Linked DNA regions of Mus musculus: regions 1 and 3 are each linked to region 2. Evidence: chromatin loops called from intact Hi-C (ENCODE). Cell type or tissue: left cerebral cortex. All regions are shown on one strand.

Region 1 (8,000 bases), 1.3 Mb after region 2:
GGAGAATCACCTGGAGAGTCAAGGCCTACTGCACTCAGACCACACGTGTGCAGGAGGAGCGGTCATTGGTAGTTAAATGGTGTTATCCCTCTCTTCGTTCTTCCCCAAATGCTTTTACTATACGAAGGCTTTTGTCTTCCCATATAATTTTACATACTTTAAAAATTACATTTAATTTGTGTGTGTGTGTGTGTGTGTGTGTGTGTGCGCGCTTGCGTATGCATGTGTAGTGTGATGTATGTGTAGTGTGGTGTGGTGTGATGTGTATGTGGTGTGGTCTGTGTGTGATATGGTGTGTGTAGTGGTGTGTGTGTGTGTATGTGTGTGTGTGTGTGTGTGTGTGTGTGTGTGTGTGTGTATGTGTGTGTATTGTGTATGTGGAGTTCAGAAGAAAACCTGCAGGAGTCTAAGATCAATTGGCTAGGCAGAAACAGCATTTATCCATTTATCCATTTATCCATGCTAGCCTCCCACATATGATTCTAGAAGCAGTTTAGTAACTTATTTTATAATAAAAAAAAATTCTGGGCTTTTGACTGTAAACCAGTTTGGGGGAGAATTATCAAGTTAACATTATTGATTCTCTGATCCATAAAACAGTGCCTGTCTCCTCTGCTTTAGCTCTTCAGTTTCTCGCAGTAACACTTTGCATTACTCAATGTCTAGACCTTGGAAAAACTAGACCCCACACCCTCACACACATACTGATAAATATGTTTTTTAAAAGCATAGCTTCGGAAAAAATAGAGCAGCTTCTTAAACAATCAGATATGTATCTAAACATGATCTAGCCACAGTCTCCTAGAGCAGTGGTTCTCAGCCTGTGGGCCAAGACCCCTTTGGCAAACTTCTATCTCCAAAAAGTATTTAGATCATGATTCATAGCAAAATTACAGTTATGAAGTAGCAACAAAAAAAAACTTTATGATTAGGGGTCACTACAACATGAGGAACTGTATTAAAGAGTCATAATGTTAGGAAGGTTGAGACCCACTGTCCTAGAATGTCCTTGAGTGTCTTAGTTGGTGTTCCCATTGTGGTGATGAAACACCATAACCAAAAGCAAGTTGTGAAAGGAAAGTGTTCTTTGGCTCACACACATCATAGTCCATCACTGATAGAAGTCAGGGCAGGAGCCCAAACAGGGAAGAATCTTAGAGGCAGGAGTTAATTCAGAGGCCATGGAAGAGTGCTTTTTAGGGGCTCTTGTTCTCTCCCTGAGGTTTGCTCAGTCTGCCATCTTATAGAACCCAGGACCACTAGCTCAGGGGTAGCCCCACCCATAATGGACCTGACCCTCCCACATCAGTCATGAATTAAGTAAACGCCCTAATGGCTTGCCTACAGCCCAGCCTTATAAAAGCACTTTCTCAGTTGAGGGTCACTCCTCTCAGCTTGTGGCAAGTTGACATAAATCCTGCCAGCACCTAGAGAAATAAAAGCCTGTTGGCCATCAGAGCTGAGAAGCATTCGGGCGATCTCTAGAGCTTTTGGTTGTCTCTGTGCCCTCTGTCATCACCCCCTGAACACATCAGTCCTGTAAAAATTCTTGACTTTGATAGTCAGGAAGCCAAATTTAAGAGAAACTGCAATTCCAAATATATAAAGGAAAATCTGTTTTTTCCTGAGTTTAGTGGTGATAGCAGCATCAGGAGGCTAAGACTGGATGAATGTTAGTTCAATGCCACTCTGGCCTACGTAGTGAGTTTGAGACTATCCTGTACTGCACCACATATAACCTATGGAGGAGGAGATGGGGGAAAGCTAGTCATTATTTGTTGGGCTAAAAGCTCTTTGTACACATTTCTTTTTCTTTTCCTTTTTGCATACTAGCACAATACCACTGACTCATACATTGATTTTAGCTCTCAGTCCTAGGGCTATCAGTGGTGGTCTTCCTGTTAGCAGAGTCTCACGGTGGTTGGTGTAGGGGCCAGAGAAAGAGAGTGTGTGCATATGTCTCTCCTGGTCTCTCTCTCTCTCTCTCTCTCTCTGTGTGTGTGTGTGTGTGTGTGTGTGTGTGTGTGTGCTTTTGAAGCTGCCTGCATTCAGTCACGGAAATGCTATCGGGGTCACTGTAGCTGATCATAATCTCCTGCCAGAGACCCCTCCTATACACACCACAGTCAGGTGCTGGCTGCTTCCACACCCTTAATCACAGTGAAGATTAATGAACACACAGAGAGATCACGGCATTTTAACTTAAAGAAAAAACTTGGTGTGCACCATGAGAGATGGTTTGGGGGCCTCTGTACTGCAGAAGGGATGGGAGAAATGGTGTTTCTTCTCAAAAGGGAGGGATGAGGGGTTGGAGGAAGAGGCGACAAGAATAAAGGGATGGTGCAGGCTAGAGCAAGTGTCATGGAAGGTGGCCAGGATCAAAGAGAAGTGGCACTGCTATGACTCTACTGCAGTACCACTCCACGTCTGTGGACCTCTGCATATCTCTGAAACCTCCCACAAATGCAGCACATTGCTCACCAATGCACCTGCCAGTCAGCTTCTAGTGAAAGTTAAAAAAAAAAAAATGGTTGGGTCTCAGGCATTCTTGGGCAGAGTTGAGAGTAGGAGGCTGTCACTGCAGAAACCCAGAAACAATCTGTCGGAGCAGATTTTGGAACTCGGCCACCTAAAGCTCCCTGATCAAGCTGGTTTACTTGAATGCCTGGAAAGTGGGGTGGGATGGGAGAGACTGCAATGTAGTAGCCATGCTAGGCCATTGCATGTCCCTCCAACATTCCATAGGAACCGTACTGCATTTTCTCATCTACTGGTGGATAGAAAAGGAGTGTGAATCATTTGGAGCAAGGCTGAGACACTAAGTCAGCACGAGACATGGGGATTCCCTCCAGAAAAGCAGAGACATTAAAATCTGGAGGGAAAAATAGCAAGCTTGAGTCAATACAGCAAAGGGGATTTGTGTGCAAAACAGGAACTTAGAAAGGTTAATGGAAGCAGGTCTGCTCCAGAGTTAGGTCTCCCTGTAGAAATGACATTAACTTCCACAGTGCACAGATACAGAGAGTCAAGATGGACAAGTTATGTTGGAGTATGCTGTCATTGATACACAGAAGAGAAAGACACATTTTAGAGATTGCAAGGCTGGTTAGGAAAGAGAATCCTCTAAACTCAACTTACAGCAATCTGTGATGTCACAGCAGGAGAGGCACGTGCATATATCGTTGGAATAATGTGGTTTCTTAGAACACATTCCCCAAGGAGTAAATTCTGGGTTCTATTGTACAGCTCTCTGTGATGCTAGGGAACTGACATGTCTGACCATACTGCATGGCTACCATGCAGAGAGACATCGCTCTGAGATACAGTCAGTCTATGGATTTGGCCAAGGAGATAATTAGTTTATGGGCACTGGGGTGAGTATGATTAGTGAGGCATCTCTGCCCACTCTCAGAGTAATCTGCAGGCCACTTAAGGCAGTTTCCTTTTCACATAAAGAGCAACCAAAGGCAGAGAAGAATCTCCTTTGGGGAAAGCTAGATCTCATTTGCAACTGATGTATGTAAATCTCTTACATTTCCACCTTAACCAAAGCCTCAAGTTTAGGTTTTATGTGTTTGTGGTGCCATCTGCTGGTAAGATGTAGATTTCATATTATGAGCTCTCAATTCAATTCTCCAAACTTTGTTCTTTTACACTGAAAAATTGAGGACTCCAAGTACCTTTTTTTTTTTTTTTTTTTTTTAGATTCATTTATTTATTATGTGTAAGTACACTGTAGCTGTCTTCAGACACTCCAGAAGAGGGAGTCAGATCTCCTTAATGGATGGTTGTGAGCCACCATGTGGTTGCTGGGATTTGAACTCCGGACCTTTGGAAGAGCAGTCGGGTGCTCTAACCCACTGAGCCATCTCACCAGCCCTCCAAGTACCTTTGCATGGAGCATATATATAACATTATCAGTGATACTGTAATTAGGAACTTGGAAAAAGTTCTTATTTGTTTATGTAGGAGAGTAACAACAATTAATCCCATATAAATGTAAATAATTTAAATAAGAATATTGTTCTCCAAATTGTAAAATTATTAAAAAAAGTGTAATATATGCCTTGAGGTTTTATGTGCATATATATGCATATATACATATATACACATATATGTACATATATACACATATATGTACATATATACACATATGTGTACATATATACACATATATGTACATATATACATATATATCATTATATATAACTATATATTACCTAACATATTGAAAGAATGGATATGCATATATATGGAGAGAGAGGAGAGAGAGAGATTTCATATCTGATTCCACAATTCAATCTGTCTCATTATTGTGTTTGGGAGCATTTCTGTTTGCTTGCTTTGTTTTTATTTGTGGGGGTGTTTTGCTTGCATTACATACATTCCTGGTAGCTGTGGAGATCAAAAATGCACATCTGAGCCTCTGGAGCTGAAGTTCTGGATGACGGTAAACTGCCCTGTAGGTGCTGAGGACCAAACCCTGAATCTCTGCAAGAGCAATGAGGGCTCTTGACTCCTGAGCCATCACTTCAACCATTCAGTTGCCTTCACCAATATATATGAAGAAAATCCAAGCTTTTCAGGTAACTGAAGGTATTTTTATTGTATCTGAAAATTTGACAGGGTGAATTCCAGGAGTTTAGGTGCACTGTGAATCTGCAAACATACCATTAAACTTTCACTTCTCTGTAAGGCTAAAGTGCATTGGTGTATAGGTTTAGAATAGATTTTCATCAGTGTGTGATTTTGTGGCATTTTCTCTTTAAGGATAATTTTAAGGTGTGGATAGGGGGAGAATAGAACTCTCTCCCTGTCCTGAATTATGTAGATCACTCACATTTTAGCATATCAGCTTACATCACACACTAGGGAAAAAAAATCTCACTAAATACAGTTCCATCTCCAGTCCCTTGTTTACAAACAGAAATAGCACAGTGTATGCAGGAAGAGGGCCTTGGCATCTCTCTGATGATCCATTCACACAAGCAGCACCTTGACTGACAGAATCCAAGTGTCACTCGCAGAAGCTGAAAAGGCTGAGATTAGCTCACTGACCGCTCAGGCAGACATTTGCTACTTATTTTTAAGTCTGAGATGTATTTGATTTTGCACATCTAAGACAGAGATCTTCGTTCAGTATGTTTAGGGTAAGCTCTGTGGTGGTTTCAGATTGTATCTTGTGGGGAAATTTATCCCATTTCCCGTACCCAGAGAGATTCTAAAGCAATTGGTCAATCTACTAATTCCAGTTTGACAAATACTATTTTAAGCCTTCAGGTTTCAACCCCACAGTTCAGACATGCCTAGAATGCAATTTTAAGGTGTACATCTGCTCTCTGTGCCTAATTTGTAGCTGTCCACTGGCACAAGCAGAGGGATTGTAATGTCTTCCAAGACTTTGAAGCAAAAGGAAATGTTGTCCTCCCAGTGATAGAAAAATTCATTCCTGCTTCTCTAGTTAGTGGTTAGATTATCACCACGTTGTTGTACCCCGCTCCTTCCTGTTGGCTGGATGCAATTTGCATGCATAAAGCGAGCAAGAATCCCATCTTTTCTCTGTGCTGCTGTATGGATCTTTTAGGCTGTTCCCTTGTTACATTTTGAGCATCTGAGGTTTTGAAGGTCCCTGGTGTTATCGATCTGGTGTTATATATGGGTCGCTGCTGTTATATAGAACCCACTCACGTTATTGATCCGCTTGTTACATTTTCAGCCCGAGCAACTTGATTTTAATGTTTATCATTCTTTATTTTTTATGTTAGTAAAAACATATTCTTTTTACTGCTGTTTCTCTTCAGATACTTTCTGGGTATTTCTATTGATTCTGTGTCTTCTAGATGAACTTGAAGATTAAATCAATATTGACTTTGCTTTCTTTTTGCTTTAGACTGGGCTATGCAGGGTTTTGGTTGTTTTTTTTTTTTAAGATTTATTCATTTTTACTTTATGGGCCTGGGTTTTTGTCTCAAAGTATTTCTATGCACCATGTGCATGCTGTGCCCTCAGAAGCCAGAATTCCCTGGAACTGGAGTTCCCTAGTTCTGAGAGGGTTCTGGACTCTGAACCCAAGTCCTCTGGAAGAGCAGCAGTGCTCTTAACTGCTGAGCTGTCTCTCCAGCCCTGCTAGACTTCTCAGTCTGCCAATTGCTTCTTGCCATTCAGCACCCTTCCCTCCTGTACCCTAATCTTGCAGGAACTATTCATGACATACTAGTAAGTCTGACCTCGTTTGTCATCAAGACTGTCTGTCAGTTCTTTTTCCTCCAAAAGGGACAAACTTTCTTGCTTGGTTCTCAGTCCTCTGTTTTCTCTGTCATTTAATCTTGGTTGTCAACATGACCAGCTTGAGAAGTGCCTACAAAAAGAGTGAGTTACAATTGGAGCATGCTCATGAGGAAGTTTCCAGAGAGTATTAGTGGTGGGGGAGGGACAATCACTGAGTGGGAAAAACCCACCCTGGGTGTAGGCTGCACCAGGCAATAGGCTGGGAGCCCAGCTGGAGCAGAAACATGGACTATGTGCAAAGCTTGTGGGTGTGCAGGCACGCTTCACTTCTTGAGTGAAAGCTTTCTGGCCAGGAGCTTTTTGCTTTTGCGGTTGTCTACAGACTACAGGTTGTCTACAGGTTGTCTACAGGTTGTCTCCAATCCAAGATTCTTCAGACATGATTGTGGCTTTGCCCCAGTGACGAGGGTCTTCAGCATCCCACAAGGACTGCATGATTGATCCTCCATGAGAAGCTTCCTGCTTCTTGAAATTTCATTTTTCTCAGCTCTCCAGCCTTCAGAGACTATTGTGGGACTATCTAGACTCTGATCCTATAAGCTAGGATTGTTAGTCCTGTGTCGGTACAAGTTGAGTCCAAGCGGCATCTTGGAGAGGTGGAACTCGGGAAGTTTGACTGTGCTTATCTCATGCTGCCAACCCCTCGGGGTGGGAAAACACAGTCTGAGATGTGGGAGAGCTGGAGCTCGTTTGGGGGTGCCCGGGCCTGTGACAAGGCCAGGGCTATGGGGTTCCAGACCCTTGGGATATCCAGGTGCTTCTGCGAGTTGCAGAAGAGCAGAGAGCAGAGTCAGGTCGTGGACTGAGGACAGCATCCAGCCTGGGCCAGGGTAGGGAGCGGCGGGGAATGGGAGCTCCCTCTTGTCCTAGAGGTGATTGTTTTAGCTTGGCAGAGGCAGGCTTGAGCTGTGGCTGGGAGTGCAGAGAGGCCTTCCACTGGAGAATTAAGCTGGGGCCCTGTAGTCAAATGCCTTTTCCATGGCTCCCCATGGCAGATCTTGATGAAAGAGACAATCCATGATTCTAAACAGTTTTTGGTTGTTCATGGTGAAAAGTGGATACATAAAGTACCATACCTACTTCTCAGGGTAGACCTGAGGTTAAATACCCTTTGCAGGGAGGAACGTGTGGGAAGGAAGAAAAGCTCATTGGCTAAGCCCTCCGGGCCTCAAGGTATCTTATTAGCATGGAGAACTCTGGTTTGGGCCTATGTGACCAAAGGACACGAGTCTTTTATGTGAGGAGCATGGCAGGTGTTTCAGGTCAGGAATCTGGCAGGGAGCAGGGAGTTGCCTAAGTCTCAGGTTGTGTGCCCACCCAAGTCTCCAGGTCTCAGCCTTCTCTACCTTATCAGACTTCCTGGTATTCTAGTCAACCCTAATTCTCTCTTTAGCCTCTAAATAAGGGCATTGAAAATAGACTTTAATATTTACAGTTTTTAATCAATTTTTGAGAACTCTATTATGTCTTCTTTATCCTATAAAACAAGGTATCTAAATCTTTTCAGTACAATCCTATAAGATAATATAGTATTGATCATGCCATCTAGACCGGGCCTTTCTGAGCCCATGCTGACACTACTTAAATATTCAAGTATACCTTTGCATGCTGCTGCCACCAATCATCAGATAATTTGTCATTGCTCTGTCTAGGAAAATAAATATGACTAAAGGTGTCAGAGCAAGGTGTTACCTACCTTCATTGTCAGTTTG
Region 2 (8,000 bases):
TTCCAGAAATCCTTTTCAGCTCTGTGTGAGGTGAACACAACCCTTTCTTAAGTCCTAGTAGCTTTTGCTTTATAATAAGAGCATAAGAATACTTTTCACAAAGGCCATAATTCTGATATCAAATTCACTGCATTAAATGGTTCTATTAATGGGAAACAATTTTTATGAAAGTCCTTAACCCAAGTTGGGGGGAAAATAACAGAAATAAATACACAGGCATAAATAGGTTAGGTAGGACTTACAGAAACTTTACCTAAGCCCCGAGCTCACCTTCCAGCCTCACCTTTCCCAAGTGGTCTCACGAGCTCTTTTTGCTAGTGCATGGTTTGCTTCAAAAGTATGTCACGAGGTTGGTTAATTTTTACAATAATATATAGGGTTCGATAGATGCCTCAGCAGTTAAAAGTGAGCACTGTTCTTACAGAGGACTGACATTTGATCACCAGCAGCAAAAGCCGACAGATCACCACCATTTGCAGTTCCACCGGAATGTGAGATACCTTTGGCCTCTACAAACATGCGTGTACACACACAGGCACACACACACAGCACACACATGCATATTCACAAACACGGAGACAATTTTTATACTGTAAAATGGTTATTTTTAATTGGAAAAATATTTTTTAATAAACTTTAGTTCCTTAGCCAGGCAGTGTGGCATACATCTTTAGTCCTGGCATTCAGGAGACAGAGGCAGACAGATCTCTCTGAGTTCAAGGCCAGCCTAGTCTACAGAGCAAGTTCCAGGACAGCCAGGGATACATAGAGAAACCCTTTGAAGAAAATGGGGGCTGGAGAGATGGCTTAGTAGTTAAGAGCACTGGATGCTCTTCCAAAGGATCCAGATTCAATTCCCAGTACCCACATGGGAGCTCACAACTGTCTGTAGCTCCAGTTCCAGGGCATTTGACACCCTCACACACACAAGCAGGTAGAACACCAATGCACATAAAATAAGAGAGAGTGATTTTTTTTTAAAAAAATTTTTTTAACCTTCAATTCCTTAAAATATAGGATTTGCACTTTTGAAATAGGACGTCAATATGTAGCCCAGACCCATACTATATATGAGATCTTCTTGCCTCGGCTTTCTGAGACCTGGGACTACTCAGGGCTGCTACATCCATCTACTTTAGAGTATTTATTTGGAAGTAATTTCAAGCTTAACAAAGTAAGCCGCAAAGTGGGACGAAGGACTGTCCAGTGTCTACCCTGGAGCCTGTCAATGTACACGGGTAGACAAGCCCTTTCTAGGCTTCTCCTGCTTTCTCTCCGCACACATGCATCCATACTTTTCTCTGAAGTGTTTAGGGCTAAGTTGTGTGTACCACAGGTGTCTAAAGGAACCAAGCAAGGACTTCCTAAAAATGAAAACTTATTCCATGGGCACAGCAACCAACAACAGAAACCAGAATGCTGACGATGCTTTTTATCAGCCTACCTCAAATTCTGCTTTCCCAAGTGACCTGCTGGTGTGTTTTGCAACATCTTCAACTTTCTAGTACATTCCCGCCTGGAGTTAGGGGGAAGTTGTCACACTCCTAGCCTCCTGTATGAAACATTTCTGGTTTTTTTTTTTTTCTTTTCTTTTCTGATGGCATTTTAAAGAGCAGGATTCTTTTTGGTAGTTTAGTATTTTTCTTCCCGTATTTAAACTCACATTTTATCTTAAGCACACATTTCAAAATTATAGCCAGGGGCAAGAGGAGATGAATATAGTTAAATAGGAGAGGTGTTATCTTTGATAATGATTTTTCTGTAATAATAAGTGTTTTCAGGACTAGGGAGATGGCTCCTTGGAAAACGTGCTTGCATAAACACAAAGATCTGAGTTCAGATCCTGAGCAGCCACATAAAAGTCACGAAGACATGGTGGCCACCTGTAATCCCAGCACTCAGGAGACAGAGACAGAGGCGATCTATGGAACTGGCAGAGTGAACTGGCTGGATCAGCCAGCCCCAAGGACTGGGAGACCTTGCCTCAGTACACAGGGTGGAAATGATGAAGGAAGATGCCCAGTGTCAACCTCCAGCTTTAGCATTCACATGCACTCAGGCACACACACACACACGCACGCACGCACGCACACACGCACGCACGCATGCACTCGGGCCAAAAAAGGAACATTGGGACAGGACGGCTCATTGCATAGTGGCACTTGCTGCCAAGCTTGATGTCTTGAGTTGACTCACTGGACAGCATGGTAAAAGAGACCTGACTCCCAAAAATTGTCCTCTGAACCTCGTAAGCCACTCCCAAACACACAAATAAATAAATGTACCTTTAAATTTTTTTGAAGACACTGATTTAAAGATAGTGAAGTTATGACAAATGTTTGCTAATTTTTATAAAGGCAAAAGAGATTAGAATTAGGAGTTCCATCTCCCTCAGTGGAAAGTCCACATCAGAGAATCTAGCGCCTCCTTCTTCAAGGCTGAACTTTCGGGGTGAGCGCAGACAGGGCATTTGACCTCTTGGGGTTCACCTGTGAGCCTCAGTTTCTGCATCTATAACCTGTAACTTTGAGCTAGTAGAGCCTCTCTTTCTCCCCTCCTGCCTCACACTCACACATTTGTTTGTTTATGTTGTGTGGGGGTCGGAGGACAACTAGCAAGAGTTAAGTTCTCTCCTCCCACCATTTGGACTGAGATCAGGTCATCAGACTTGGCAGCAAGCGCCTTTACCCACTGAGCCATCTCTCGGCCCTGAACCATGATTCTTTGTGCTTTGAGTTGAGAGCGTCCATTCAAGGTTTCTCCCTTGGTGATCCTTTGATCGAGTCAAAGGATCTTTCACAGGGGTCACCTGAGACCATTGGAAGACACAGATATTTACATTATGATTCATAACCATAGAAAAATTACAACTATGAAGCAGCAATGAAAAGAGTCGTGGTTGGGGGTCACCACAATACAAGGAACTGCATTAAAGGGTCGCAGCATTAAGAAGGTTGGGAACCTCTAGTCCACATAGTCCCTGACGTGGTTCTCTTACGTGCTTCTGAACTTTGAACAGCAGGGGTCGCCCTACACACAGTGATTACTTCTTTGCTTAGTGCTTTTTCTCCTGCAAGCTGATTCTTCAACCATTAGGATTCAATTGTCCAACGTTTCCCTGGTGCTGTGGGTAGCCAAGGACTCTGAGGAATCTGGTGACGTTTCAATTTTTCAAATATCTGTGAATAGAAACTTTTGTTTTGTTTTTGTTTTTTTGATACAGGGTTTCTCTATGTAGCCCAGGATGTTCTGAAACTCACTCTGTGGACCAGGCTGGCCTCAAACTCAGAGATCCACCTGCCTCTGCCCAAATGCTGGGATTAAAGGCGTGTGCCACCATGTCCTGCTGGAAACTTTTAATTGTATTATTTATATAATTAAAAATATTACTGAAGAACAATGGGGCAACCACAGCTTTAATCCCACAGTAATTTTCTACACTAAAGTGAACTACAGGTAGGTTACTACAACCACTCATTTAGGGGAGTGGAAGAGCATGCTGTCCTGGGGTTCTCAGAGAATAAACTCAATCAGTGACTCAGCACCTGTGAGTGGGTACTTTGTGCCAACTACTATTTGTTTATAGTATTAACAAATGAAGCTGTAAAACTGGGGTCGTATGAACATTGTTACGGTGAAATAGCCTTAGGTACACATGCGTGTCACCATATTGCAGTGACCCAGAACATGGACTGTCCAGACACTTCATAGTATCAGACAAGCTGCTGGAATACAGACCTCGCCTTTATCTGTGCAGGGATTATTCCACTGGCAGAGAGAGGTCATTGACGAAACGGCCATGGGTTGAATTCCATGTGTATGCACATCACTGTTAGAAGAAGGATGAGAAAGGGACAGAAAGTTTGTCCCTATTTATCAGACACAGGACTGAAGTGATAGGGTGATCATGCCAATAGCAGTAGCTAAGGTATTTGTCGTAATACTGGGCTGTCCCAGGGTGAATGCTGGCATATTGAGAGGCATTCTTAACTTAGGTGAGGTTCCATATGTCACGTGAGGATTTTATGAGGCTGTGTGTCTTAACTATCTGAAAGCATGGTATTTACTCAATAAATATTAGTCACGGCTTGTCAGGGATTGATACAATCTTTAATTGTCTCACTTTCTGGTTTTATTCAAATTTCTTCTCAATTGTATTTTTTTACAAAAAAAAAAAAAAAAAACGACTGAAGGTTTTTTTTTTTCTCTTTTTTGCTTATCCAGTCAAAACATTTACTGATCACCTTCTCTATGCCCCCTCCCCCACTATATTAGACACTAAAGATTCATCAGTAAATAAGACACAGAATCAAACAAGGTCTCCTCACCCGCACAAGATAATGCCATAGCTATCTCCTGGCCCGATCCTCTCCATGCTTCAGTATGTCTCTGATTCACCCGATTCCCTCCCTCTCCAAACCCAGGTCTTCAAAATCTCTTAACTGTTGTATCATCTCTGCAGCCCACGACCAATGCTCTGAGGCCCTCCCACCAGGCTCTCTTCCTTTGGCTTTCCTAGAACAAATGACCTAATTTATATGTTGTTGTTGTTGTTGTTGTTAAAAATGATATATGTGTGTATAGTGTACTTATGTGTATGTATTCACACATATGAGGTAGGAAGGTTAATGTCAGATGTCTTCCTCAATTCCCCTCCCATTTTTGCTTTTGATTTTTGAGACAATGTCCACTACATAGCTCTGGCTGGCTTTGAACTCAACCACTACTTTAAAAAGATTTACCGATGGTGATAAACCACTATGTGGTTACTGGGAACCGACCCAGGTCTTCTGCAAGAGCAACAAGTACTTTTAAGCACTGAGCATCCTGGGATCAGATCGCTCCTTGAAGATGGAGCTCAACAAGTCTGGAATTATACGAGTGTGCCACTACGCCCCCTTTTTACTTGGGTTCTGAGGATCTGAACTCTGGTTCTTGGGTTTGCACATCAAACCCTTTACTAATTGAGCTATCTTTCCAGCCCTAATTATTAGGGTCTGATGAAGCCTAGTCTGGCCTCAACCTTATTATGTAGAATCTTGCTTGAACTGAATCCTCCTGCCAACACCTTCCATCAGCAAGGATTACGGGCTTACTAATTTGAAAATATATTCCAATGTTGACAGCTAGCAGCCATCTGTTGATGCTTTTTGTATCCTGACCAGCTTGGACCTTGCCCTTGTACCCAAGATACCAAAATCATATGGCTGGTGGAGGTGGGGGTGCTGTCTGGCAAAGGACATAACCACAAGGCAATAGAGGAAGTACATAAAGATCTTTGATATTGGGCTGGAGAAATGGCTCAGCGTTTAAGAGTGCTGGCTGCTCTTCCAGAGGTCCTGTGTTCAATTCCCAGCAACCACATGGCAGTTTACAACTGTCTGTAACTCTAGTTCCAGGGGATCCTACACCTTCATACAGATAAATTCAGGCAAAACACCTGAATGCACATCATGAAACAAACATGAAATAAAGATAATAATTTTTTTTAAAATATCTTCAATATTAAGTTGGTGTACAGAGTTCAATTTCTAGTAATGCTAGTATGAACATCACAAAAAGAGACTCAAGCTGGGCCTGGCTGTAGCCAAACAAAAGCAAGGTGTATACAGTTAATTCCTCTAGCCTAATCACAAAATTTCAAGGGTTAACAGATTCAAAACAAACAAACACCAGATTCTTCTGGTTTGCCTCTTCTTTCACAGTGATGGTTCAAAGAGCGGGTCCACACTGTGTGCTTCGTAAGTTATTCAGGTACTCACACAGATTAATCCCTCAAAGCTACAGCTGCCAATAGGCTCAGTTCCCAGGAAGAAGATGTTAGAGAGCTGTAATGATGACAGCAGCCAAGACCCGCTGGGTTTAACAAGATCTGCTGTGGTGCTTTGTCTTTATGTCGCAAGTCCTTGAGAATGGGGAGCTTGGACGTTCAGTAGTGGTGTCTGCCTTTAATCTCAGCACTCGGGATGCAGAAGCAGAAGGGTGGCTGTGAGTTCGAGGCCAGCCTGGTCTACAGAGCTAGTTCTAGGACAGTCAGAGCTACACAGAGAAACAACAAACAAACAAACAAACAAACAAACAAGAATAAAGTAAGAATGGGAGCTTCCTAAAGGAAATCGCAGTGTATATCTCTATAGAGACGTACATTGGTGGTGACTCCAGGGTAAAAACAGTGCAATGCCTTCTCCTTACATCTACTCTAACATCCTGACGCTCTTCCAGAGGTCCGGAAAGGCCCAAAGAGGGCAACTTTTTTTTTTGGAGGGGTAGAGAAATAGAACCCAGGGCTGTGATCAACTGCTCAGCCTCCGCTTCACTAAGAGCAGTCCTGAATGCAATCATATCTCCACCTGCAGAGGCTCCCTCATGATCCTATCGAGCACTCTATAGTCTAGGTTATGCATATTTCCAGTGTCTTGAGATTAGAACATAAAGAAAGTGAATCCGAACCAAGGAAACCACATTATTGTCAATTTCCACCCTAGGAGGCTTTAACTTCATCAATAGTCTGTGAAGAATCCCCCACCCCCACCCCCAGATGGCAGTCACACATCTTAATACATGGCCTGGCTTTACAGGAACCCTGCGCTGCTAAGAGAATATTGAACCTCGGCCAGTTGTGTCATGGGTACATGTGCTTCAGCAAGCATCGTGAATCAGTTGCACCATACGATATGTCTGCAATAGAATTACAAGACATTAATCTCGAACTCACCTCAGTAAAGACCCCTAGTTAATTACCTCCCATGTACCAGGCACTGTCTTCTTAAATCTCAAGACCCAGACAGGTAAGCTTGTAGTCTGCATTTTACTGGTGATGAAATGGAGAGAAAGGTAAAAAGAACAAACAGAGATGTCTTATAAGGATACAGGGAAACCCAGTGTTTGTTTGTACATCATCCAACCCAGTACTTCAGAGGGGTGGGGGTGGGCCCCTACACAAGCAGTTCTCCTATAGCCTCTAGCTAGTCATTCATTCCCCCAACTCTGACACTGTCTACCAGCAGACAGTGTCAACTTCACAGGCTAAGGACTCCATCCCTCAGACTGCCTCTACTTCGGATGCCAATACAATTGGGCTGGGCTGTCACTTAGGCTGCTGATTAACCAGCTCAGATGCAGAATTGTGGCTCCCACTGTCCCCTCCTTGGGTTTGCTTGGAAAGCTCAAAGTTTGTGTGTTTATTCCACTCATAAAGAACATCACAAAGGATACAGAATGGCTGCCTGATGAAAGCGAAGAGATGCCAACTGAGGCGTGTGGGAAGGGGTGTGCTGCATCTATGCTGTCTTAGGAGACATACTCCTACTCATTGGTCTTTCAGAACCCTGTACTCTATAGACCAGGCTGGCCTCAAACTCAAGGACCTGCCTGCTTCTGTTTTTCAAGTGATGGGATTAAAGGCCTTTGCCACTGCATCCGGTTGGTTTAGTTCAGTTTTTTGAGACAGACTTTCATGTATGCCAGATGGGCCTCCAACTCAGTATGTAGCAGAGGGTGATGCTTCTGCCTCCACCTTCTGGGTGCTGGGACCTCAGGTGTGGGCCACCACATGCCATGTGTAGTTCTGGGGACCTGGAGATTGAATTTGGGCATTCATGCACCCCAGGCAAGCACAGTTGAGCCCCATCCCCAGCTTGGATCTTCTGAGTTTCTATGGAAGTTTCATTACAAAAGCTAATCGAATCTGTGGACACTGGGAGGTCAACTCATCCTTCATCTCCCTCCACTATCCAGTAGTGTGTATATGGAATTTGGTTGAAAGTCCTAATTTTCTAATCACAGAGTTTATTTCCCTGGCGATCAGCCCCCACCCTTGGGCTATGCAGGAACCCACCAAGAGCCATGTCACTAGAGCAGAGGCTGCTCCCAGGAAGTCTCAGGGGGATTAGAAGCTCAACTCAGATGTTGTCACTCATGAAACATAAAGTTGTCAGGAGCCAGGAGCAAAGGTCATGTTAGAACCAGATTCTCCCATTGTCCCTGAGTGCAAGAAATTT
Region 3 (8,000 bases), 150 kb after region 2:
GACTCCGCCAAGCTGTCCTTGAACATCCATAAGTACTGTATGCTGTGGCACCTACACACCCTCCCCCATACACACAACATGTTTAAAAAGTTCCAGTTTCAAGATGGGCAGATACAGTGCTCAAGAAATGGCATTGTCTTATCTTTCTCTCCATCTTTTCTGGATTCTTAGACATTGAGATGGGATCTTGCTATGTGCTCATGAATTTGTAATCCTTCTGCCCGAGTCTCCCAAGCAGCTAGGTTTACAGCCATGAACCACCAGTCACTGTCCTCTATCTTTGAGCATCTGAGCAGACTAGGCTGGCCTTGAACTCATGAAGATCCTTCTGTCTCTGCCTCCCTAGCATTAGGAATAAAGGCCAGTGCCATCACTACCACCCGGCTCAAATTAAAAAAAAAAAAAAAAAAATTCAGGCAACTCTAACAAGGATGCTCCAGGGGATCCAACACCCTCACACAGACATATGCAGGCAAAATACAATGCACACAAAATAAAGATAAATAAGTTAGGACTGGAGAGATGGCTCAGTGTCTAAGAACACTGACCTTCCAAGGTCCTGAGTTCAACTCCCAGCAACCACGTGTTGGCTCACAACCATCTGTAATGGGATCTGATGCCCTCTTCTGGTGTATCTGAAGAGAGTGACAGTGTACTCACATACATTAAATAAATACATCTTAAAGAAATAAATAAATTATTTCAAAAAATGTTTTTAGAAATCAGTTGAGTATTTTGGAGGTATGTATGTCTAGGCCTGGGGTAAACCTCAGGCATTGTTCTTCAAGTGTCTTATTTTTGAAGATAAATTCTTTCATTGGGACTTGTGGCTAGCCAGTAAACTCTGGTGATCCACCTGGATTTGTGTCCCCAGTGATCAGATTTTCACTTCATATCACCATACCTAGCATGTTACATAGAAGCTGGATTTGAACTCAGGTCCTCAGGATTGTTCAACATTGATATTTAACTCACTGGACTATCTTCTCAGCTCCCTGACTTACTTATTAGTCTGTGGTGTGAGTAGCACTTAGAAGTGCTTCCTGAAGCCAGGGGCCACTTAACACATGTGACTGACACGCAAGGCATGACTTCTAGGCATTTTCAGTAACAGCAGCTGTGAGCTCTTGTAACCAATGCACAGAGCACATAGGGGCTGGTTCACTTAGGTCTCCAGGGTGGGGCAACAGGATCAGACTGATGGATCTCAGAGGTTATTTTAAAAAAAAAAGGCTAAAGTTCACAGGCTTTGACCCTCCTCAGAATGCATGCATTTTGAGAAAGAACCTACTTTTAGAACTAAAGGAGTATGCCAGTTATTGCAAGTTCTGTGGCATTCCAAAAAGTTTTACAAATATTATAATAATATATGTAGAGAAATGTGGTGCCTCAAAATTGGTGTCTCATCTGCCCAGGCTCTCCTCCATAGTTAGCCAATGCTGTTAGTTTCTTCCTCACAAGATTAGAGGATTTTATTTCACATGACAGAGGGAACGCCAGTAGGATGCAAGTATTATTGGTTTTTTTTTTGTGTGTGTGTGTGTAACTTTTATGGTTTTTTTGGTAAATACTTATGTATTCTTTTAAAATACTTTGTGTGTGTGTGAGAGTCACATGTGTGTGTGTGTGTGCAGGTGCCTGAAGAGGCCAGAAGAGAGCCTTGGATCCCCTGGAGTGGAGTAATAGGGGTGAGCCATTTTACATGTGTGCTGAGATCAGCCTTGGGTCCTGTGCAAGAGCAGTACACATTCTTAGCTGCCGAACCACCTGAATTTATTTTCTAACATTACAGAGCTGAGCCAACAAGATGGTCTAAGCCATGAATCACTTTTTACCAAATCTGACTAGCTGAACTCAGTTCCTGGAAGCCATGTGGTAAAAGAGAACTGGCTCCCACAAGTTGTTCTCTGACCCCTCCACAGGCATGGTGTGGCTCATGCTCGCGCGCGCGCGCGCGCGCGCACACACACACACACACACACACACACACACACACATGAATGAGTCAATGGCTATAATAAAATTTAAAAACCCTGTCTAGTGTTGTGTTGCGTGGATGCATTGTATTTCGGGTTATCAGTCTTCCGGTAATAGACACTTATGTAGCTTCCAATGTTTTGCTCCTATAGAGAGTGCTACAGTGAGTAACTTTATGTATGTGTCATTTCACATAAATGCAATCCTGTCTTCGGGATAAATTCCCAGAAATGCAATTGTCAGTGCTAACAGTTTCACTTGTTAAGGGCAATTTGTAGTTCCCTTTTCTGTGTAATACCTAAATGCCCCTCTTCCCACTGGTTATTGGTCTGTTTTTCTGCATAACTACTTCCTCCTCTTCCTCCTCCTCCTCCTCCTCCTCCTCCTCCTCTTCCTCCATTATTTCCTGTTCTGGGAATAGAACCCAGGCCCTTTCATAAGATAGGCAAAAACTATCATTATGCTACACCCTTAGCCTCTCTGCTGACCTAAGAATTGTACAGATCTTGTAAACACACACACACACACACACCATGAAGGCTGGCCCCTGGTCTTGTAAGTTGTTGGGTGTTGTAAAGTTGGTGGATAAGGCTCAATGGTGCCAATTTGTACTTCGAGTGTACATGTCCTTGCCACTGAGCCAACATTGTATTGCTGTGGTTTTGGCTCTCTGCCCATCTGATAGGAGAGAAATAAATAGTTTTTCAGTGTCATTAGATTTGACATTTGTCTCACTGTGTGTGAGAGGAAGGCTGGATGTCTAGTCTTATCAAGAGCCATTTGTATGTGACTGCTTCAGGGAGCAGTCTGACATTCGGGTACTGCCCAATTTCTTGGTCATTTTTCTGTCTGTTTCTTTACTTGCATGCTTGGTGTACCAGGAAGTTCAACCCTTTTGTGGTTTCAATTGCTGTTTTTCTTCCTGGGTTGTCATTTAGCTTTGACTTTCATTCATGCTGAATGTGTTTCCCCCGCGGAGAAGTTTTATGTAGTGTGAGATGACCCCATCTTTTTCTTCTCTGCCTTCTGCAGAAGGTCAAGTCCCTGGTAGAAAGGCCTTGTGGCTCCAAAATTACATCGGGATTCTGCCATGCATTTTTTCTAGGACTGTAACAGCTTCGTCTTATCGCATCTAAATCTTTGATCTGTTTGGACTATTTCCTGGGGTATAGTGGGAGGTATGCATCCAACTTTATCATTTTCCAGATGGCTGACAAGAGATATTTTTTAGCAGGGAGCTAGTCCAAAACACAGCAGAGAACACTTTCTTCAGGAAAAGGTCACATGCCTTAGCAGAAGGTGTGCGGATTATAGTACGGAGCAGTTTTCTTTAATTAGCAAGGATTCATTTGTTCAACAAATATTTTCCAAGTGCCCATGCTATGCTAGGGACTTTTCTAGATACTAAGGCTAGAAAAAAATAGACCAGTGTCCTTTGTTTTGTTTTATTTTGTTTAGTTTGCTTGGTTGGAGGTATAAGTCCCCCACCCCCACCCCCCACTCTCCCCACCCACCCCCATGCTAGTCTGGAAGTCTCTACCTAGCTGAGGTAACCTTGAACTTGTGCCAGTCTTGCTGTCTCAGCCTCCCAGGCACTGGAATTGTAGACACGGGCCACCATGCCGGGCTAATCCCTGCTTCTGTAAGGTGGAGACAGATAACAGATAAATAAGTAAAAAAACAATTTATCTCAAGCTGGATAGAGGAACTGAATGAAGTGGTCAGTTCCTACGACTGGGTAACTAGCTGAGCCTAACTTGGAGATTCTGTGGGTCAGGGTTTCGACAAGGTCTAGTGCATGTGCGGGGGGGGGGGGGGGGGGGGGGGGGCTTTCTCTGTCCTTCAGATGGGAGATTCTAAGGCTGGACCCTGGAGCGGTCTGAAGACTACCAGTCGCCCATCTGGTGGTCAGTGCTGGCTGCCGAATGGGGATGAGGATGGCGTCTCCCATTCTTTTTCTCTTTTAAAAATTAATGTATTATGTATGCAGTGTTCTGTCTGCATATATGCCTGCACACCAGAAGGTGGCGCCAGATCTCATTATAGATAGTTGGAAGCCACCATGTGGTTGTGGGATTTGAACTCAAGACCTTCCGAATAGCAGTGCAGTGCTCCTAACCTCTCTGAGTCATCTCTCCCAAGCTTTCTGTCTCTGTTGTTGTTTTTTTGTTTTGTTTTTTGTTTTTGTTTGTTTGTTTGTTTTTTGAGACAGGGTTTCTATGCATTGCCCTGGCTGTCCTGGAACTCACTCTGTAGTGGCCTTGAACTCAGAAATCCACCTGCCTCTGCCTCTGCCTCCCAAGTACTGGGATTAAAGGCGTGTGCCACCACTGCCTAGCCCTTTCTGTCTCTTGACAGGCTCTTACTAGGCAGCCCAGGTTGGCCTTGAGTGATATTCCTGCCTTAGCCTAGGGCTGGGATTACAAATGTGAGCCACCCCGCCCTGCTTGCTAGGGTGAGTTTTAATGCAGGTGCTGAATTATAGATTACTGTAGTTTGCTAGTCCAGGTACTTTATTTATTTATTTATTTATTCATTTATTCATTTGAGACAGGGTCTTGCTCTGTAGCTCTGGCTGGCCTGGAACTCACAGAGATCTCCTGCCTCTGACTTTGAGTACTAAGCCCTGGGAGTAAAGGTATATGCTACCAAGCCTGGCAATCCTGCTGTTTTCTGTAAGAGATATGATCCATGTCCAGCCCATACTCTAGGGAAGGAAACTCACCCCTTCTGAGTTGGGGAACGGCTCTTTTTTTTGGTGGTGGTGGGGGGGTTGAGACAGAGTTTCTTTGTATAGCCCTGGCTGTCCTGGAACTCACTTTGTAGACCAGGCTGACCTTGAATTTAGAAATCTGCCTGCCTCTGCCTCCCAAGTTCTGGAATTAAAGGTGTGCGTCACCACGCCCGGCTGTGGCCTTTTTAAAAAATGTATCTGAATACACTGTAGCTGTCTTCAGACATACCAGAAGAAGGCATCATATCCCATTACAGATGGTTGTGAGCCACCATGTGGTTGCTGGGAATTGAACCCAGGACCTCTGGAAGAGGGGTCAGTGCTCTTAACTGCTCAGCCATCTCTCCAGCCCTACAGTGACCACATTTTATAAAAACATAACAACATAACTTGTTCTTTTTTTTTTTTTTTTTTTTGGTTTTTCGAGACAGGGTTTCTCTGTGTAGCCCTGGCTGTCCTGGAACTCACTCTGTAGACCAGGCTGGCCTCAAACTCAGAAATCCACCTGCCTCTGCCTCCCGAGTGCTGGAATTAAAGGTGTGCGCCACCACGCCCGGCAATTTGTTCTCCTTAAAGAGAAGAGGGACTGGCGTGAAGTGAAGGTAGTGATAGGGGACCAGGGACATTTGACCTGAAAGAAATGAAGAAGCCCTGAGGCTACCTGCTGTTTCAGTCAGAGTAGACATCAAAGACACAGGCCAGGAAGGCTGAGTGTAGACTGAGTGTGGAGTGAGAAGACATGGGAGCCATGTAGACAGATGGAAGCAGATTACTGCTATAGACAGACCTCAGAATGTCTTCCTTCTGAATGAATCAGGAAACTATTAACAAACTTCACATTACCACAGGGAAGTTCCAGAGATACTTAATTTCCAAAGTAGACAGGCTTTGCCAGGCACGGTGGCTCATTCCTGCTGCCTTAGCACTTGGGAGGCTGAGGCTGTCAAGGCTTGCCTAGGCTATATAGTCAATTCCAGGGTTGGGAGCAGGTGAGGGTGGAGGTAGGCAGGGTACAGGGTGGTTTAGGTCGTACTCCAGGATCAGGTGGACCCATTTAGTGGGGACTTGGGTGGATTGCTGGGTGGCAAGTGTCACCAGCACAGGGCAGAGCAAATAGTTCACCTCATAGCCAGAAGTTAAAAGAGGAAGACCAGCAGGGTCCTACGAGCCCCCTCAGGGCACAGCTTCAAGGATCTAAGGGCCTTCCGCAATGCTGCACCTCATAGAGGTCATAGTACAGTGTTGGGGACCAAGTCTTTTTCCTATATGTGCCTTCAGGCAACACAGATGCAAACCAGAGCCCAAACCCTGGAGAGCTCTGAGCAGAGGGCTAACATGTTCTTGTTTATGTTTTAGGGGACTTGCTCTGGATGCTGAGAGAACAGATTTGGGGGTGGGAGGCAAGGGTGGAAGTGGGGAGTCCAATTAAAGAGCCTTTGCAAAAATAAAGCAGGACACAATGGGTGCTTGGACTGGACGGATGGTGGAGGGGGTGGTGAGAAATGGCCGGATGCTGGCTGTGTTTTAAAAATAGAACTAACTGGGTTTGCTGATGGGTTGAATATGGGTTAATGGATAGACCATACATCCTCATCTGTCTGGGAGTAGTTCTGGTTTATGTAATTGTATAGTTACCCTGGTTATGAGAAAAAGAACTCCAACACTTTGGCCTTCCACTGGAAGCTATCCTAGGAACCAAGGCAACATGTATTGAGATGGAGTGATCCTGAGACGAAGCAGGTTAGCTGAGGTTGGGATGGGATTTCTGAGTTTGAAGCCAGCCTGGTCTATAGCATGAGTTCCAGGACAGACAGGGTTATACAGACAAACCTTATCAAAACAAAAACGAAAACAAGAAAGAAAAATCCCTAAACTTATATAAAGTCATTTTCTTAGATGTTCCTCTTCCTAGGTAACTCTAGTATGTGTCAAGTTGATAACAACAACAACAACAACCAATCAGGACAAGAACATCCTATGTCCAAAGCTGGCTTCTGTAACAGAGTATGAACCTGCTCACAGAGCTACTATCTCTTTGTGTTGAATATTTTTTTCTTAAACGTGTGAGAACCCTGAACATAATTGCTCTTTTAAATGCGTAACGGGGGCTATAGAGATGGCTCAGCTGCTAAAAGCGCTCCCTGCTCTTGAAGACCAGGGTTCAGTTCCCAGCATTCACACTGGATGCCTGTAACTCCAGTTTCACAGGATCTGACACCCTCTTCTGGCCTCCAGTAGCATCAGGCACACAGATGGCACATCTGCATGCGTGCAGGCACTTCCACACACATAAAAAAAAAATTGAGATGTATTATTTTATGTGTGATTGTGATTAATGTAAGGAACCCAGATGGTGGCACACACCTCAAGCATGATAGAGGCTGAGGCATTAAGGCTGTTGAGTTTGAGGCCAGGCTGAGTTACCTGATGAGATCCGGTCTAAAAAACAGACAAACAAACATGTTGTGACCAATACAGATGCTAACTGGTTTTTTTGTTTGTTTGTTTGTTGTTTGGTTTTTTCAAGACAGGGTTTCTCTGTGTAGCCCTGGCTGTCCTGGATCTTACTCTGTAGACCAGGCTGGCCTTGAACTCAGAAATCCACCTGCCTCTGCCTCCCAAGTGCTGGAATTAAAGGCATGAGCCACCACTGCCTGGCTTCAGATGCTAGCTGTTGATAGTCAGTTTGCAGGCACGACCTTGGGAGTGCCCCTGAGGTTCCCAGCCTGCTCGCCTCCCGGTGTGGCTCTAGATCAGGCAGCTTGGAAACAGGGCCTCCTGTCCCCAGGTTTGTTTTCTGCTTTTCCGTTGCAGGCAGCCGCTGTCCTCCATCTTGTCCTGGCCCCTCCTCCTTCAACGAGGGCTTTCCAGGTTATGCTGGCCGTTCACTGTTTCCTGCCAGCTTATCAAGTGTACCCAAATCAGGTGAATGAGGGTTTGTCCTGTGGCCTTTAGACACTGTTTGGATTGCTTCCAAGGCCTTCTTTTTCTTTCTTTTTCTTTTGCCCTGCATAATTGCTTACTGGACGGTGTCTTCTATACAAGCTGAACAGAACTATAAAAACCACCCTGTTGCTGCTGAGCTAGTTCAGACTGATTCAGTAGTCGCTGAGGCCTTTGCACACAGCAAACCTTGTGACAGAGTCAGCTAGGCTGACAGAGGTTTGCCTGATTGGTTTAACAATTCCTCATTTGTTATGGGTCACAGCTGAAGCAAAGATCCTTGCCCACTTGGAGTTTACATTCTGTAGGGAAAAGGCAGACAGTCAATAAGACAGATCCTTAGGAT

What was found. Hi-C counts contacts between places; a loop is a spot of excess contacts. Peaks named below come from ENCODE experiments on the same cell type or tissue, not always from the same donor. Only the 100,000 strongest peaks of a DNase experiment are listed, where the experiment ranks them.
Region 1: a loop joins it to region 2, with 8 times the contacts of the local background. A loop is called at or near these places in 16 of 42 quality-filtered maps.
Region 3: it touches region 2 in a loop (3.0-fold over the local background); 13 of 42 quality-filtered maps call a loop at or near these places.

Annotation. Positions count from the first base shown.
Region 1 is chr2:143,109,522-143,117,521 of GRCm38, reverse strand. No RefSeq gene overlaps it. Among named protein-coding and RNA genes, the nearest start is that of Otor, 35 kb to the right of the region's middle. In left cerebral cortex, a CTCF peak has its summit at 3,587 (motif pointing left); DNase peaks (open chromatin) are centred at 2,602, 3,565 and 6,500; H3K27ac peaks cover 1,253 bases.
Region 2 is chr2:144,447,837-144,455,836 of GRCm38, reverse strand. No RefSeq gene overlaps it. Among named protein-coding and RNA genes, the nearest start is that of Gm46768, 32 kb to the right of the region's middle. In left cerebral cortex, a CTCF peak has its summit at 3,020 (motif pointing right); a DNase peak (open chromatin) is centred at 3,029.
Region 3 is chr2:144,295,134-144,303,133 of GRCm38, reverse strand. No RefSeq gene overlaps it. Among named protein-coding and RNA genes, the nearest start is that of Mgme1, 28 kb to the right of the region's middle. In left cerebral cortex, CTCF peaks have their summits at 638 (motif pointing left) and 3,997 (motif pointing right); DNase peaks (open chromatin) are centred at 1,862, 2,099, 3,191 and 6,182; H3K27ac peaks cover 1,516 bases.